2 separate regions of the Homo sapiens genome follow, and region 2 is linked to region 1. The links are chromatin loops, found by intact Hi-C in ENCODE. Cell type or tissue: CD4-positive, alpha-beta T cell. All regions are shown on one strand. Each heading gives the region's core, and the rest is flanking DNA. Links, peaks and the distances in the headings are about the cores only. Region 1 has its middle 21 kb from the start of C19orf12. Region 2 overlaps VSTM2B-DT (VSTM2B divergent transcript).

Evidence for each region. A loop is a pair of places that touch in the nucleus more often than their neighbours do. Peaks named below come from ENCODE experiments on the same cell type or tissue, not always from the same donor. Only the 100,000 strongest peaks of a DNase experiment are listed, where the experiment ranks them.
Region 2: a loop joins it to region 1, with 4 times the contacts of the local background. A loop is called at or near these places in 7 of 110 quality-filtered maps.

The regions. Positions count from the first base shown.
Region 1 is chr19:29,689,494-29,698,349 of GRCh38, reverse strand. No RefSeq gene overlaps it. Among named protein-coding and RNA genes, the nearest start is that of C19orf12, 21 kb to the left of the region's middle. RefSeq lists enhancers at 3,282-3,341, 7,096-7,155, 7,074-7,368, 6,963-7,514, 7,515-8,067 and a silencer at 7,087-7,284. In CD4-positive, alpha-beta T cell, for the core only: CTCF peaks have their summits at 3,379 and 3,580 (motif pointing left); DNase peaks (open chromatin) are centred at 1,091, 1,709, 2,009 and 3,569.
Region 2 is chr19:29,462,900-29,472,724 of GRCh38, reverse strand. All of the region lies in intron 1 of VSTM2B-DT (VSTM2B divergent transcript), which reads left to right. Among named protein-coding and RNA genes, the nearest start is that of VSTM2B-DT, 58 kb to the left of the region's middle. In CD4-positive, alpha-beta T cell, for the core only: no CTCF peak of the experiment used is centred there; a DNase peak (open chromatin) is centred at 4,714; H3K27me3 peaks cover 364 bases.

The DNA.
Region 1 (8,856 bases), core at 863-5,862:
TGTAGCTTGGCTGTCTCTCTGTGAAAGACAGCTGGAGGTAATCCCCTATGGAACTGCCTGCCCAGGGGTGCTGGGACCCCACCCCAGTTCCCTATGGCTGACGCAGTTGGGAGGGTGAGCAGGGAGTCAGCCACATGTGGCTGGCGGGGCAGCTGGGTGGCTGTGTGTCCGGGTGGCTGGGTGGCATGGTGTCCAGGTGGCTGAGTGGCAGGGTGTCTGGGTGTCCAGGTGGTGGCATGTCCAGGTGGCAGGGTGGCAGGGTGTCTGGGTGGTGGGACAGCAGGGTGTCTGCGTGTCCAGGTGACAGAGTGTCTGGGTGGTGGGATGGCAGGGTGTTTGGGTGTCTGTGTGTCTGGGTGATAGGGTATCCTGGTGGTGGGGTCTGTGGGTGGAGGGGTCTCCAGGTGTCCACGTGGCAGGGTGTCTGGGTGGAGGGTTTTCCAGGTGGTGGGGTAACTGGGTGTCTTGGTGTCTGGGGAACAGGGTATCTGGGTATCCAAGTGGCAGGGTGTCTAGGTGGTGGGGTGGCTGAGTGCCCAGGTGTCCAAGTGGCTGAGTGGCAGGGTGTCCAGGTGTCTGGGTGGTGGGGTGTCCGGCTATCTTGGTGTCAAGTGTCTGTGTGTCTTGGTGTCAGGTGTCTGGGTGTCCGGGTGTCCAGGTTTCTGGGTGTCAGGTTTCTCGGTGTCTGGGTGGTGAGGTGTCTGAGTGTCCGGGTGTCTGGGTGTCCGGGTGTCCAGGTGTCCAGGTGGTGGGGTGTCTGGGTGTCTGAGTGGCAGGGTGTCTGGGTGGCAGAGGGTCTGGGTGTTTGGGTGTCCAGGTGTCCAGGTGGTGGGTTGTCCAGGTGTCCAGGTAGTGGAGTGTCTGGGTGTCTGGGGGTTGGGGTGTCTGGGTATTGGAGTGGCAGGGTATCTGGATGGTGGGGTGGCTGAGTATCCAGGTGTCCAAGTGACTGAGTGGCAGGGTGTTCAGGTGGCAGGATGTCTGGGTGTCCGGGTGGTGGGGTGTCAGGTTTCTGGGTATCAGGTGTCTGGATGTCTGGGTGTCTGAGTGTCTGGGTGTCTGAGTGTCCGGGTGTCTGGGTGTCGGGTGTCTGGGTATCCGGGTGTCTGGCTGTCAGGTTTCTGGGTGTCTGGGTGTCGGGTGTCTGGGTATCTGGGTGTCTGGGTGTCAGGTTTCTGGGTGTCTGGGTATCCGGGTGTCTGGGTGTCAGGTTTCTGGGTGTCTGGGTATCTGAGTGTCTGGGTGTCTGAGTGTTGGGTGTCCAGGTGTCTGGGTGTCTGGTGTCAGGTGCCTGGGTGTCCGAGTGTCACTTGGATACCTGGATACTCAGCCACCCCACCATCCAGACACCCTGCCACTCGAATATCCAGACACCCCAACCCCCAGACACCCAGACACTCCACTACCTGGACACCTGGACAACCCACCACCTGGACACCTGGATACCCAAACACCCAGACCCTCTGCCACCCAGACACCCTGCCACTCAGACACCCAGACACCCCACCACCTGGACACCTGGACACCCAGACACCCAGACACTGAGACACCTCACCACCCAGACACCCAGACAGCTGACACCCAGACACCTGGACACCCAGACACCCAGACACCTGACACCGAGACACCCAGACACTTGATACCAAGACACCCGGACATCCCACCAGGTGTCTGGGTGTCAGGTGTCTGGGGGTCCAGGTGTCAGGTGTCTGGGTGTCAGGTGTCTGGGTGTCAGCTGTCTGGGTGTCTGGGTGTCTGGATGTCAGGTGGCTGGGTGTCTGGGTATCTAGTGTTTGGGTGTCTGGGTGTCCAGGTTTCTTGGTGTCAGGTGTCTGGGTGTCCAAGTGTCCAGGTGTCAGGTGTCTGGGTGTCAGGTGTCTGGGTGTCAGGTGTCAGGTGTCTGCATGTCTGGGTATCTGGGTGTCCAGGTGTCTGGATGTCAGGTTGTCTGGGTGTCCAGGTATCAGGTGTCTGGGTGTCTGGGTGTCTGGTGTTTGAGTGTCTGGGTGTCTGGTGTTTGAGTGTCTGGGTGTCTGAGTGTCTGGGTGTCCAGGTGCCTGAGTGTCAGGTGTCTGGGTGTCAGGCATCTGGGTGTCAGGTGTCTGGGTGTCAGATGTCTGGGTGTCTGGGTATCTGGGTGTCTGGGTGTCTGTGTGTCTGGAGGTCAGGTGTCTGGGTGTCCGAGTGTCTGGGTATCTGGGTGTCGAGTATCTTGGTGTCATGTGTCAGGTGTCTGGGTGTCCAGGTATTCGGGTGTCTGGGTGTCAGGTATCAGGTGTCTGGGTGTCAGGTGTCGGGTGTCTGGGTGTCTGGGTGTCCAGATGTCAGGGTGTCAGTTGTCTGGGTGTCTGGGTGTCAGGTGTCAGGTGTCTGGGTGTCTGGGCATCTGGGTGTCTGGGTGTCTGGGTGTCTGGATGTCAGGTGTCTGGGTGTCCAGGTGTCAGACGTCTGGGTATCTGGGTGTCCGGTGTTTGGGTTTCCAGGTATCTGGGTGTATGGGTGTCTGAGTGTCAGGTGTCTGAGTGTCCAGGTGTCCAGGTGTCTGGGTGTCAGGTGTCTGAGTGTCTGGGTATCTGACTGTCTGGGTGCCAGGTGTCTGGGTGTCTGGGTGCCAGGTGTCTGGGTGTCCAAGTATCTGGGTGTCAGGTGTCTGGGTGTCTGTGTGTCTGGGTGTCAGGTGTCCGGGTGTCAGATGTCTGGGTGTCAGGTTTCTAGGTGTTGGGTGTCCAGGTGTTTAGCTGTCAAGTTTTTGGGTGTATGGGTATGTGGGTGTCTGGGTGTCCCCAGGTGCCTGGGTGTCAGGTGTCTGGGTGTCCAGGTGTCTGGGTGTCTGGGTGTCAGGTGTCTAGTGTCAGGTTTCTGGGTGTTGAGTGTCCAGGTGTCTGGGTGTCAGGTGTCTGGGTGTCTGAGTGTCAGGTGTCTAGGTGTCTGGGTGTCAGGCGTCTCAGTGTCTGGGTGTCAGGTGTCTCGGTGTCCGGGTGTCCAGGTGTCCGGGTGTCAGGTGTCTGGGTGTCAGGTGTCCGGGTGTCTGGATGTCTGGGTGTCAGGTGTCTGGGTGTCAGGTGTCTCAGTATCTGGGTGTCAGGTGTCTGGGTGTCCGGGTATCTGGGTATCAGGTGTCTGGGTGATCGGGTGTCCAGGTGTCCGGGTGTCAGGTAGTCTGGGTGTCCGGGTGTCAGGTGTCCAGGTGTCTGGGTGTCAGGTGTCTGTGTGTTAGGTGTCTGGGTGTTCGGTGTCTGGGTGGCGGAGTGGCAGGATTTCTGGGCAGCAGGGCTGGCCCTTCCAGTGGGGCCTGGCCCAGGGAGAGCTGCGGGCTGCCGGTGGGCGAGGCAGCACTAAGGAAGACGCCTGGGTACAGGGACCCAGTCATCATTGGAATAAACCATCTGCTCTGGGCCAGCTATTAACCTGCTTCAGTGTTGCCGTTCCCAGGCAGATGGTACGTTTTAGCTGGATGACTGCTTTGTGTCTCTGGGCTGAGATGTCTGGCTGGAGGGATGCAGGCCTGGCTGTTGTGTGCAGAGCCAGGAGGCCACAGGGCTGGGGACACAGCCTGGCACCTGTGGTGGGAGGCGCCCTCTGGTGGGCCAGCCAGGCAAGGCCTTCCTCCTCCTCTCCCCAGGTCCCGGCCAGGCCAGGCCAGGCCCAGACAGTGGCTCTCAGAGGATGCTGTTTTGTAACTTCCCCAGGGGGAGGGTGCGGAGGCTGCCCTGAGGTTTTCATAAGCTGTGGACAGGACACCAGCCGCATCTCCTGCAACCTTTTTTGCATGTAAAACAGAATGTCTCTCAATCCCAACAACGAACATATGGGAATTAAGAAATGCAGGACTCATCTAAGCCATGCAGAAGAGGGCATTGCCTGATGTGCCTTCAGTTGGCTGGAGGAGAGAAATGGCTTTATTGGCTGGAGGAGAGAAATGGCTTTATTAGCTGGAGGAGGCCTCTAGGACCATGATGACAGCCACAGGTCAGCAGGCCAAGCTCGGGCCTGGCCAGCCGTGTCGCAGCCTTGGCGTCAGCTGTGGGTGCCCCCAAGTCCTGGCATAGGAGGGAGCTGAGAGGTGTTTTTCTAAGCCATGGATGTGGTGGCTGTTTATTTTATTTTTCTGGGTTTTAAGAGAAGGACTTTACTCATTCTTGTTAGCAAGTAAGCAAATGCAAATATAATATCCAGGAGATATCTGTTATATACCATGTTAATTAGTAAAAATAAATACAAATGATCAAACCCACAGCTGGCAGGGCTGAGGGAAAACGGTATACACATACGTCCACACACGCACGTGCATACACACACACACACGTACATGCAGAAGGCGATACATAGCAATGCAGTCTTTTGGGAGAGTGATTTGATGAAAAGGAAAATCACAGGAACTATAAAATCATATATACCTCCCAGCCAACCAATTTCACTTCAGGGAAAACATTCCAATAAAATAATTCAAGTGGAAAACAATAAAGATATTCATAGCACTGCTGTTTATAATAGCAGGAAAAAAAAAAGGGAAAGAATTCCAATTCTGACCAAAAAGGAAATAGTTAGACTATGTATGTGAACAAGAGGCTGGAATCCTAATAGTCAAGTGTAACAAACAGAGAACAGGGCTGGGCACGTGACATTCTGTGGATGTATCCCCCCACCATGCCACACACACACGTTTATTTACCTTACCACAAATTCATGCTTCAGTGCTTGGAGGAAATAAGAAAGAGGGCTTGCAGGCTGGGCGCAGTGGCTCACATCTGTAATGCCAGCACTTTGGTAGGCTGAAGCGGGCAGATCACCTGAGGTCAGGAGTTCGAGACCAGCCTGGCCAACATGGCGAAACCCCATCTCTACTAAAAATACAAAAATTAGCTGGGCGTGGTGGTGGGCACCTGTAATCCCAGCTACTTGGGAGGCTGAGGCAGGAGAATTGCTTGAACCCAGGAGGCAGAGGTTGCAGTGAACCGAGGTCACACCACTTCACTCCACCCTGGGCGACAGAGCAAGACTCCATCTCAAAAAAAAAGAAAAAAGAGGGATTGCAGATGGTGCTGTGATCCTAGTGGTTCTCCCACCCGATGAAGGCATGGCTCAGAGGGAACAGACAGGCAGGCATGGGCGTCTCATGCCTGAGTTCTAGTGTTTAAAATGTGAGTTATTTATGTATCCCTAAACCAAACAAGAGCCAGCCTGATCAGATTTTTGGACAGCCAGCCAGGTCCTCATCTCCCTGGGGCTGCCTCTGGGGACCGTTAAAGGCCATCACTCAGGAAGAGTGCTCACAGCCCACCTTGGATCTTGCCGTCCTTAGAGAAGTGGTCCCACCACAACATTCAGTTCCAAAGCACCATCCCAGATCCTGAGACCCATGAGAGCTTGATCTGATGTGCTTGTTCCCACTGACCAAGGCAGGAGGGCCGGCTGTGCTGGGGGCTGTTTTGGGTTCTTCTATGTCAGCGCTATCCAACATGAATAGAATACAAGCCAAACGTGAGTTTTACCATGGGCAGGTGTATACAAACCTACCCCAACATCTGAGGAAGCTGAGAGGCCAAAGAAAGAGGCTGGCATATCTAGTTCCTTAGAAAGAATCATTCAGTAGGGACTTACGGACAGAAGCCATGTCTGTGTCTTGGCAGTGGCAAGACAAGATGGTGGACCCCGCGCCATCACCCCCAAGACCCAGGACTTGTATACCAGAGGGGAGGGTGGTTCAGAAGGGATGTGTAGACAGTTGAAGTAGGATAACATCAAGGTTGTTTGACCTAAGGATTTATGGTAAGTACCTGCAATCATACAAGAAATGATAGAGAAATTGGGATCTTAGAGGCCTTCCTGGAATGGGGGTTCATCAGAAGCCAACTTGGCAGATTAGTATCCAAGATGGAGCTTCTTTGGCCTCCAAAGTGAGTCACGTGTAACTTGAGATTTTCTCATAACCCACACTTTTAAAAAGTAGGAACAAACAGAAGAAATTAATTTAATAATATGTTTTTTAACCTGATATCCAACCTATTATCATTTCAACATGTAATCAATATAAAAGATTATTGAGATGATTTCCATTTTTTTCATATTAAGCCTTCGAAACGTGTTGTCTATTTTACACTTGCTAGCACATCTCAATTCTGACTAGTCACATGTGGCCAGTGGCTAGCATATTGGGAATCACAACTCTATAAAATACACAATAGAAAGTATAAAAATGAAAGATTTCTTTTTTCTTTTCCACTCAGGTTGCCGGTGATACAGACACTCCTTTCAGAGCCAGGAACCACTCTTTTTTTCTGTCTCTCCTCTGTTCTGAAATTTAGCATCTGGGCTTGTTTGATATCCTTGTTAGAGGTCAAGAGCAGGTTGGGAGGTGCTGTAGACTGAATTGTGTCCCCCTTAAAATTCCTGTGTTGAAGCCCTAACCCCCAGAGTGATGGTGTTTGGAGATGGGACCTTAGGAAGGTGATATGGTTTGGCTCTGTGTCCCCATCCAAATTTCATCTTGTAGCTCCTATAATTCCCACGTGTTGTGGGAGGGACCTGGTGGGAAATAATTGAATCATGGGCGGGGGGATCATCCCTGTGCTGTTTTTGTGATAGTGAATAAGTCTCACGAGATCAGATTTTTTTTTTTTTTTTGACGGAGTTTCACTCTTGTTGCCCAGGCTGGAGTGCAATGGTCTGATCTTGACTCACTGCTACCTCTGCCTCCTGGGTTCAAGTGATTCTCCTGCCTCAGCCTCCCGAGTAGCTGTGATTACAGGTGCCTACCACCACGCCCAGCTAATTTTTCTTTTTTGTATTTTTAGGAGAGATGGGATTTCACCATGTTGGCCAGGCTGGTCTCAAACTCCTGGCCTCAGGTAATCCGCCCGTCTCGGCCTCTAAAAGTGGTTGGATTACAGGCATGAGCCACCGTGCCCAGCCAATCTGATGGTTTTAAAAATGGGAATTTCCCTGCACAGGGTCTCTTTATTTGCCTGCTGCCATCCACATAAAATGTGACTTGCTCCTCTTTGTCTTGCCCCATGATTGTGAGGCCTCCCTAGCCATGTGGAACTGCAAGTGCATTAAACCTCTTTCTTTTGTAAATTACCCAGTCTCAGGTATGTCTTTATTAGCAGTGTGAAAGCGGACTTGATGCAGGAGGTAAGGGGGTTTAGATATGGCCATGAGGGTGGGGCCTTCATCCTGGGATTAGTGTCCTCATAAGAAGAGACACCAGAGGGCTCTGTTGCTCTTTCTCCTCCATGTGATGACTCAGCAAGAAGGTGGCCGTCTGTAAGCCAGGAAGAGAGCCCTCCCCAGAACCCAACCATGCTGGCTCCCAGATCTTGGACTTCTAGCCTCCTGAACTGTGAGAAAATAAATTTAAGCTGCCCAATCAATGACATTTTGTCATGGCAGCCCAAGCTGACAGGTTGGGAGTTGGGAGAGTTGAGGGCTTACTGGTGGCTTCCCTAATCTGTGCTCTCTAACCAGACCTAAGGCAGGGGCATTTCCCCCTCCCTTGAGATGTCAAATAGACCTGGTGTGTGGGTGAGACCACCTACCTGAGTGACTCCAAGCATCGCCAGTGAGAGGGTCACTTACTGCAGCCACTGGGCACCAGCCTTGTCCTGCCCCAGGAACAGGCAGCCCTGCTGTGGAGGCCTTGGATGATGGCATCCCCAAGTTCCTATCCCCTCTCCCTCCAACTGCCTCATCAGATATGGCTGAAGAAAAACACCTGACCACATTGACTGCTCTCACTTTTTTTTTTTTTTGAGATGGAGTCTCGTCTGTCACCCAGGCTGGATTTCAGTGGAGTGATCTCAGCTCACTGCAACCTCCACCTCCCAGGTTCAAGCGATTCTCCTGCCTTAGCCTCCCAAGTATCTGGGATTACAGGCATCTGCCACCACGCCCAGCTAATTTTTTAATTTTTATTTTTGTATTTTTAGTAGAGATGGGGTTTCACCATGTTGGCCAGGCTGGTCTTGAACTCCTGACCTCATGTGATCCCCCCGCCTCGGGCCTCCCAAAGTCCTGAGATTACAGGCATGAGCCACTGTGCCTGGCCTTTTTTTTTTTTTTTAAACAGAGTCTCGCTCTGTTGCCCAGGCTGGAGTGCAGTGGCAAGATCTCGGCTCATTGCAACCTCTGCCTCCTGAGTTCAAGCGGTTCTCCTGCCTCAGCTTCCCTACTAGCTGGGATTACAGGTGCCCGCCACCACGCCCAACTAATTTTTGTATTTTTGGTAGAGACAGGGTTTCACCACGTTTGCCAGGCTGGTCTTGAACTCCTCATCTCAGATGATCTACCCACCTCGGCCTCCCAAAGTGCTGAGATTACATGTGTGAGCCACCATGCCTGGGCTTCTCTCACCTTCAATTCTTCATCACTAAGCTCAGAGGGGGCTGCCATGTTGCTGGCAATTATCCCAGGAAAATACGGGATAATTGCCAGCAACATGGCAGCCCCCTCTGAGTTCATTTCCTCTCCCTCTAACCTCTTCTCTCTTGGGCTCCCAACCCTTCCTCTCCTGTTCTTTCTCTCCAGTGGTGACCTTGCTTCCCATTTCCCTAGGAAAAATGAAGCCTCCAGAAGAGAATGCCCACCATCTCCACCTGCACTCAGGCAACCATCTTTCTTCCTGTTACTGTGAACTGACCTTGCTTTAAGGCCACCTCCTCCACTGGACACCAGGTCCACCCCCTCTCCCATCAGGGGATGCCACTCTAGTCATTCTCCTCTTCCTCTCTGTGTCACTGATTCCCCCTCTCCACAGCCTCCACAGGTTCATTAGCATGAACACGCACATTTGTTCTCCAATATTAAAAACAACCAAAATGTCAATGAGTATTAGGACAATTTTGTTGGGGAATAATT
Region 2 (9,825 bases), core at 2,472-7,471, 230 kb after region 1:
ATAAAATATATATTAAATATATATTTTATATATATTATATATAATATATATTATATATAAAATATATATATAATATATATATTTTATTATATATAATATATATTTTATTATATATATTATATATATTTTATATATTATATATAATCAAGGTATCACATTGTACACCTTAAATATATACAATTTTATTTGTCAGTTACGTGTTACTAAATACAGAGGGAAAACAGAAATTCTCTAGATTACATTTTTACATTCAAAATGTTAAAATTCCTAGAATGCTTTTTTGTAAATAGTGAAATGTAGGACTATATATACTGTATATTTATCAATATATTCTATATAAACATTAAATATTTTTATATCTATACACAAGGATATATATATATTTAACATGGATATACATATACATGTACATCTATGTATGTATAGATAGATGTATCATTGTCCCAGCACCATGTATTGAGTTCACTTTTCTTTACTAATTTTTAATTTCTTTTCTGTTATCTATCAAGTTTTTATATTTACTTGAGTCTGTTTCAGCGCTTTCTCCTTGTTCCGCTAATCTATTTGTCTGTTCCTGTATAATGCCACATTGTTTCAGTGATGCCAACTCTATAGCAAATCTTATTACTGGTTACATCCTCTTTACATTGTTTACACTTTCTTTTAAAAATTGTCTTGTCTGTCCTTCCTGTCACTCAGCACGAATTTAGGATCAGATTGCTAAGCTTCATTACAAAAAAGTGTTAACATTCTAAGGGAGATTGTTCTTATTTTATAGTTCAATATAAGAAAATTAGATGTGCTTATGATAATGTCTTCTCATCCATGAACATAGTACATATTGGTATTCATGTTGGTGTTTTTATAGTATGTAATATTTTCATAAGTACATTAAATAGCTTCATTATATTTCTTGCTAGCTTTTACAGCTGCTATGAATGACTCTTTAAAAAATAACATTTTTAATGGTTCATTGTTGGATTCTAGAAGAGTTACTGATTTTATGTGCTGATCTTGATTTTAGGATTCTTGATGAACTTTATTTTTCTATGTATTTATAATATATATGTATATATAAAATACACACACGCATACACATATATATATATACACACATATACATGTGTGCAAACAAGTCTGTATTTGTTTTCTAGTAGTCTTTATCTGGTTTTGGTAATGAGGTTATAGTAGCCCCATAACATGATTTGGATAGTTTTCCTTTTTCTGTCCTCTGAAATTGTGTTTTAAAAAATATTTTTAGTATGATGTGGTAGTATGTTTAGAATCTAGGAAATATTTGCCTATAAAGTTATTGGGCTTGCTGTCTATCTAAGAAATAGATTTTCGGCTGGCAACATATATAATTTATTTAATCGTTCTTTGTTCATTCAAATTTCTCATTTTTTTTGAGTCACAATATTAGATAATTTATATTTTTTACCAAAAATTGTCTACATCAATTATATTTTCTAACTTTCTGGCATAAAGTGATTCATGTTTTTTCTTATGGTTAAAAAATATCTCTTCTGAATCTGTCATGCTGTCTCTCTTTCATTCTCAGTATTTTTTTCAAATCGTTTTTATTTATTTTTAATTTATATACAGTTGAATTTATCCTTTTTGGTCTATAGTTCTACTAGTTCTGACAAATGTAACCACCAGCACACCAAGTCTGTTTCAGTGTTTTCCCCCAAGTTCCCTCATATTGCCTTATCGTTGTCAACTACCTTTACTACCCCCAACCTCTGGCAAGCATCTTTATAATTTTGCCTTTTCCAAAATGACATACAAATAGGATTATATAGCTAGACTCAAAAGCTACATACCATACTACCTACTGCTATACCAGTGTAACGCATTTGACATTCATCCATGTTGTATTTTTAATATTTTGTTCTTTTTCTATTGTTGGATAGTATCCACTGTATGTGTAGACCACAATTTGTTTATCCATTCACCAGTTGAAGATATTCACCTTGTTTGTAGTTTTTTGATTATTACGAATAGAGTTGCTATATAAACATTTATGTACAGGATTTGACGTGAACATAAGTTTTCATTTGTATTAGTTAAATACCTAAGCTTAGGATTGCTGGATTATATGGTAAATGCATGTTTACCTTTATGAGAAACTGCTACCCTGTTTTCCATAGTGTCTCTACCTTTTGCAGTCCCATCAGCGATTGTTGGAAAGTTTTTGTGGCTCTGCATCCTAGGCAGCAGTTAAAATGATCAGGTTTTACTTATTTTTTTCAGTTGTTTTAATAGGCACAGGTTAGTCTTTTTAGCAGGTCACTGTGGTTTTTAATTTGTGTTTCCTCTAATGATTAATGGTGTAGAAAACCTTTAAGTGTTTATTTGCTCTGTGTGTATCATCTTTGTCAAAGTGCCTTTTGAAATATTTTGCCCACTTTGTATTGGGTTGTTTGTTTTCCTGTTGTTGAGTTTTTAGATTTTAAGATATAGTCTGAATAGAAGTTTTTCTTGTCAGATAAATGATTTGCAAATATTTTCTCCCAGTCTGTGGCTTCTCATTTCATTTTATTAGTAGTGTCTTTCACAGAGCAGTTTTTGATTTGGATCAAATTCATTTTTTTTCTATTGTTGATCATATTTTTGCGATGTATCTAAGAATTTTTTTCTAACCCAAAGTCATAAAGATTTCCTTTTTTTCTAGAAGTGTTGTAATTTAACATTTATTCCTATACTACGTTTTAATATTTTCATAAGGTGTGAGGTGTGGATGGGTCAGTAGAGTTTGTTTTTGTCTGCCTAATTGTTTAATCACCATTTGTTGAAGGCATTATGTTTTTCTCAGTTGACTTGCCTTTGCACTTTTGTCAAAAATCAGTTGGCCACCTTTGTCTGTGTCTATTTCTGGAGTTTCTTTATTTTCCATAGATCTATATGTCTATCTTGCCACGAGTATCACACTCTCTTGGTTACTGTAGCTTTATGATAAGCATTAAAATCAGGTAGTGGGAGTCCTCCAACTTTACTTTTATTTTTCAAAATTTTTTTGGTTACTCTATTTCCTTTGCCTTTCCCAATAAATTTTAGACACACCCTGTCAGTATCTGCAACAATTTCTGCTAAGATTTTGATTGAGATTGCATTGAATTTGTAGACCATTTTAGGGAGAATTGAGAGCAATACTGAATTTCCAACCTCTGGACATACATTTGTCACTCCATTTATTTAGAAAAGAAAAGAATGTTTTCTTTTATGAGTGTTTCATAGTTTTCAGCCTACAGGTCTTGCATATATTTTGTTAGATTTATATCTATGTGTTTCCTGTTTCAGTAAATGGTAAAACATATTTTAAATGTTTTTCATTGCTAGTATATAGAAATACAATTGATTTGTTGTTTATTGATCTTGTATTTAATGTATTTAATTTAACATCATGTTATCTGAAAATAAAGGGATATTTATTTCTTCTTTTGCAATCTGTATGCTTTTTATTTCCCTTTCTTGCCTTGTCAAACTAGCTGGGACTTCCAGTATGATGCTGCATAAGAGAGATGAAGGTAGATATCTTTGCCTTGTTTCTCATTTTAGGGGAGAAGCATTCCATCTTTCACTATTAAATTTGATGTTAGCTGTAGGTTTCTTTTGTGGATGGCCCTAATCAGGTTTAGAAAGTTCTCTTAAATTCCTAGGTTGCTGAGTATTAAAAAAAGTCATGGTGGTAAACTTTTGTTAAGTGCTTTTTCTGCATCTATTAAGATAATCACATGGTTTTTCTTCTTTAGTCTGCTAATACGATACATTGATTGCAAGGTTAAACTAACCTTGCATCCTCAGAGTAAACCTCATGTGATCGTGGTGTATTATCTTTATAATATTATTAGAATTTGTTAATATTTTGGTGATAATTTTGCATCTACACTCATGAGAAATATTGATCTGTAGTTTTTAACTTCTAAAAATCCTTGTAATGTCTTCGTTGGATTTTGAAATCAAGGTAATACATCTCTTACAAAATGAGTTGGGAAGTATTCATTCCTTTTCTATATTCTGAAATAAATTGAATAGAGTTGTTACTGTTTCTTCCTTAAGTATTTGTATAGCAGATATGTGGGTCTTTAGAAAATCCAAATAGATAATCTCTGTCTTTTACTTGATGTTTAAGTCATTTACGTTTAACACAATAATTGATATGTTTGGATTTAGGTCTACGTTTTATTGTTGTTTGTTGTCCTCTCTACTTTTGTTTTTCTTTTCTTTTCTGCCTTCTTTTTTTTTCTTAAATTTCTTTTAAATTAATCTACTGGCACTTTTCTTAGTGGTTGCTCTGGAATTGTTAACTTTTCAAAACCCCCAGGTAGTTGCTTTTTGTATTTTGTCTAGAATTTTTAGTTGTAATGGGTGGGAGAGATATGTCGTACTAGGCGTAGTCAATGTTGGCTGCTTACATATTGCCTTTTGAAAAATGCAGTTTTGCTGTTCTTCATCTGTTTTTCTAGAGATCTATCTACTTCGTTCTTTTAAAATGAGTGATTTCTGGTTGTATTGAACATTTCCTTTGGTGGTGGTACTTGTTTTCCTCCTCTGTAAAATTCTGTAGTAGCCTCCCTGGATGCCCTTACTAAATGCCTGTGCATTCTATTTACCAGCTCAGTAAGCTCATCTCCCAAAGCTTCCGTGTATTTTGCTCTTAAAAATTTGCACTTGCAATCTTCAAAGGACTGCTGTTGGGCACTGGAGCCACCTGCTGGTATGGAGAGCTAAAGGTGCCTGAGGCTTACATGCTTCCCACCTCAGACATCCTGTAGCCAGTAACTGGCTAGATACAGTATATCTCAACTCTTTTGCCGTAAGACAGAACAAATCTTCTCTGTATTTACTGTGTTTTCCCACTTCCTTACTTGTTTCTTCTGGGAGTACTTCCTTAATAAACTACTTACATTCTAGTCCTTAACTACGATCATTTTCTTCCTTTTCCTTTTTTGAGTTTAATCTTCTTCTTGAGTTGTATAACATTTATTTTCACTCTTTTTATGTAAATGAATTTATCAAGAACAGTATTGAATTTATTCCACAACTTATGTTTTGTAGAACCCTGTTTTCCTTTAGCCCCTGATATTTTAATGTTTCGGTAATTTGCACTTTTAACACACAAGTAATTTAGGAGTGTAATTTTAAAATATTCTATATTTTTGTCTTTTAATTGTCAATTTCTGAGTTAATTGCATTGGGGTCTGAGAATAATATTTGTTGATATTTGATTTTCTGAAATTTGTTGAGACTTTTGTTGCAAGATTTGTTATTTGTAAGTATTCCTTATCTTCTTGAAAATAATGCACACTTTGTATTTGTTGACGGATTCTTTGTATATCTATTAGACCAAGCTTGCTACGATGTTGTACAAGTTTTCTATGTTATAAGTAATTTTTGTCTGCTGGAGCAATTTCCAATACAGTGAGCCAGAATCTCCCACTCTGATTATAGATTTATCAGTTTCTTCTTAAAATTCTGTCAGTTTTGCTTTACACATTTTTGAGGCTATGTTGCTGTGAGGTACATAAAATTCATGACTGTTATATCTCCTTGGTGAGTCCTTTCCTTTTATAATTACATGGAGTTCTTTATCTCCATAAATGCTTTTTGCCTTAAGTTAGATTTTATCTGCTACTAATATTGCTATTCTGCTTTGTTGTTGTTGTGCCAGCGATATTCTTTCCATTCCTCTATTTTTGACCTTCCTGGGTCATTTATTTTCGTGTGTCTCTTATAAGCAAAATATCACTAGATTAAGAAAAATCCAATTTGTTAGACTCTGTCCTTTAATTTATAACTTAAACCTGTTTATATTTATTACAAGTGCTGACATGATCTATTTGAACTTATTTTTACTGCTTATTTTATGTTTTCTTTTTTTGTTTGTTTTCAACAGGGTCTGATATATGTTTTCTTTACCATTTTATTTTCTTCTCTTCAACTCTTTTCCTCATTTACATTTAATTACTAAAGCTTTCATCACTTTCCTCTCCTGATTTAGAAATTACAGATTTTACTTCTATTTTTTCATGATTATCCATCCTTATTTTTCCTAACTATATTTTTTGAAGTTTAAGTTGCATTATGAAAAACCAAACCAAACAAAAAAAACCCATCAGTATTCTTACTACCAGAAATTAATCACTATAATTAATATCTTGGCATAATTGCCTTAAGGAAATCATTCTATTGCTTTTATAAAAATGAATCATGCATATCATAAAGACGTTAAATGAGGCAAAAATGTACAGTGAAGAAAATCTTTTAAAAAACCCTAAATCTCACTAACTTAGGCAAACATAATTCCAGACACCTATGTATGCTGATAGAAAGTAACATGGATACCTGGACAAATACTTATCTTTATAAAAAATGACCATCTCTAGATGTTATTTCAAAATATAAAGTATTTAATTTTACTTAATAGAAGAAAATGTAAGTGAAGTGAAACTGAGGGAACTGTGAACTTCAAATACATATTTTTTTATGTAAAATTTATTTCCCAGAAAATCCCTTAAAAACAAAAAAGAGAGATTGTGAAACACATCAGGAGTTTATAGTCATTTTTTTAAAAAAAAATTCATTTCAAGTTTCGAGTTTTCTCAAAAGTTTCAAATTTAGTCTATTGGCTCCTTTCTTTGAAAGATGAGATGTTGATTTACTCACCTCCCCGTCATTTTACCATCCTATCTCCCAAGAGTTGTTAGCTTTTTTACTTTTACCTTGTCCAGCTTAATTAATTTCACACTTTGTTCTGTCATCATAATTCCCTGAGTTACTTAATGTTTATCTATATTTAAGTGAACTCTCTGCTCATTCCTCCTTCTTCTACCCCAATGTCTCAATTCCTATGTTTATTTTTACGTATTTCTAATCTGTTAATTGCTTGGATTTAATTGTGAATAGTTCATTTTATTTTCTTGAAAAAGGCTTCTGTGTTCTACATTTCCTGAAGTATTTAACATTTCAGAATGGATGCTTCTTGCCTTTATACATGAATAACTTTGGCTGGGTGTAATATTCTTTGCTGCCTTTTCTTTCCCTCCAAACACAGACATTAATACCTTTTTGTCGGGCTCTGAGTGTTGCTGTAGAGAAGTCAGTGTCTTGCCTGATTTTCCCATTGTGTGTGATTTTTCTCTTTCTGCTTAGATATGTAAAAATTTCTCTCTTAACTTTGAAGTTTAATAACTTAATTGGATGGGCTGTGTCTTTGTGTTGGAATTTCTGTATCAAATGTTGCTAAAACACATTGTGCTATTTTGTTTATTTTGTTTTGTTTTTAGCATGTTCATTTATTTTTTTCAATACAGGGAAAATTTCTTGTATTATATCTTTGAATACATATTTTGTTCTACTTGTTGGATTTTTTTCTTTAGGAACACCAGTTATTCTTAAGATAAACTGTCTGTCTTTTTTTTTTACAGTCAGTGGTTCTCAAATGATTTTAATTTCTTTTTTTTTTTTTTCAAAGTCATAACTCACAAGAGTTACCTTTTATGTATTCCATAAAAATACACTTTTTTTTTTTTTTGCTATCCCTCCCCCCTCCCCCGACCCCACCACAGTCCCCAGAGTGTGATATTCCCCTTCCTGTGTCCATGTGATCTCATTGTTCAATTCCCACCTATGAGTGAGAATATGCGGTGTTTGGTTTTTTGTTCTTGCGATAGTTTACTGAGAATGATGGTTTCCAATTTCATCCATGTCCCTACAAAGGACATGAACTCATCATTTTTTATGGCTGCATAGTATTCCATGGTGTATATGTGCCACATTTTCTTAATCCAGTCTATCATTGTTGGACATTTGGGTTGGTTCCAAGTCTGCTATTGTGAATAATGCCGCAATAAACATACGTGTGCATGTGTCTTTATAGCAGCATGATTTATAGTCATTTGGGTATATACCCAGTAATGGAATGGCTGGGTCAAATGGTATTTCTAGTTCTAGATCCCTGAGGAATCGCCACACTGACTTCCACAATGGTTGAACTAGTTTACAGTCCCACCAACAGTGTAAAAGTGTTCCTATTTCTCCACATCCTCTCCAGCACCTGTTGTTTCCTGACTTTTTAATGATTGCCATTCTAACTGGTGTGAGATGATATCTCATAGTGGTTTTGATTTGCATTTCTCTGATGGCCAGTGATGATGAGCATTTTTTCATGTGTTTTTTGGCTGCATAAATGTCTTCTTTTGAGAAGTGTCTGTTCATGTCCTTCACCCACTTTTTGATGGGGTTGTTTGTTTTTTTCTTGTAAATTTGTTTGAGTTCATTGTAGATTCTGGATATTAGCCCTTTGTCAGATGAGTAGGTTGCGAAAATTTTCTCCCATGTTGTAGGTTGCCTGTTCACTCTGATGGTAGTTTCTTTTGCTGTGCAGAAGCTCTTTAGTTTAATTAGATCCCATTTGTCAATTTTGGCTTTTGTTGCCATTGCTTTTGGTGTTTTGGACATGAAGTCCTTGCCCACGCCTATGTCCTGAATGGTAATGCCTAGGTTTTCTTCTAGGGTTTTTATGGTTTTAGGTCTAACGTTTAAATCTTTAATCCATCTTGAATTGATTTTTGTATAAGGTGTAAGGAAGGGATCCAGTTTCAGCTTTCTACATATGGCTAGCCAGTTTTCCCAGCACCATTTATTAAATAGGGAATCCTTTCCCCATTGCTTGTTTTTCTCAGGTTTGTCAAAGATCAGATAGTTGTAGATATGCGGCATTATTTCTGAGGGCTCTGTTCTGTTCCATTGATCTATATCTCTGTTTTGGTACCAGTACCATGCTGTTTTGGTTACTGTAGCCTTGTAGTATAGTTTGAAGTCAGGTAGTGTGATGCCTCCAGCTTTGTTCTTTTGGCTTAGGATTGACTTGGCGATGCGGGCTCTTTTTTGGTTCCATATGAACTTTAAAGTAGTTTTTTCCAATTCTGTGAAGAAAGTCATTGGTAGCTTGATGGGGATGGCATTGAATCTGTAAATTACCTTGGGCAGTATGGCCATTTTCACGATATTGATTCTTCCTACCCATGAGCATGGAATGTTCTTCCATTTGTTTGTGTCCTCTTTTATTTCCTTGAGCAGTGGTTTGTAGTTCTCCTTGAAGAGGTCCTTCACATCCCTTGTAAGTTGGATTCCTAGGTATTTTATTCTCTTTGAAGCAATTGTGAATGGGAGTTCACTTATGATTTGGCTCTCTGTTTGTCTGTTGTTGGTGTATAAGAATGCTTGTGATTTTTGTACATTGATTTTGTATCCTGAGACTTTGCTGAAGTTGCTTATCAGCTTAAGGAGATTTTGGGCTGAGACAATGGGGTTTTCTAGATAAACAATCATGTCGTCTGCAAACAGGGACAATTTGACTTCCTCTTTTCCTAATTGAATACCCTTTATTTCCTTCTCCTGCCTGATTGCCCTGGCCAGAACTTCCAACACTATGTTGAATAGGAGCGGTGAGAGAGGACATCCCTGTCTTGTGCCAGTTTTCAAAGGGAATGCTTCCAGTTTTTGCCCATTCAGTATGATATTGGCTGTGGGTTTGTCATAGATAGCTCTTATTATTTTGAAATACGTCCCATCAATACCTAATTTATTGAGAGTTTTTAGCATGAAGGGTTGTTGAATTTTGTCAAAGGCTTTTTCTGCATCTATTGAGATAATCATGTGGTTTTTGTCTTTGGCTCTGTTTATATGCTGGATTACATTTATTGATTTGCGTATATTGAACCAGCCTTGCATCCCAGGGATGAAGCCCACTTGATCATGGCGGATAAGCTTTTTGATGTGCTGCTGGATTCGGTTTGCCAGTATTTTATTGAGGATTTT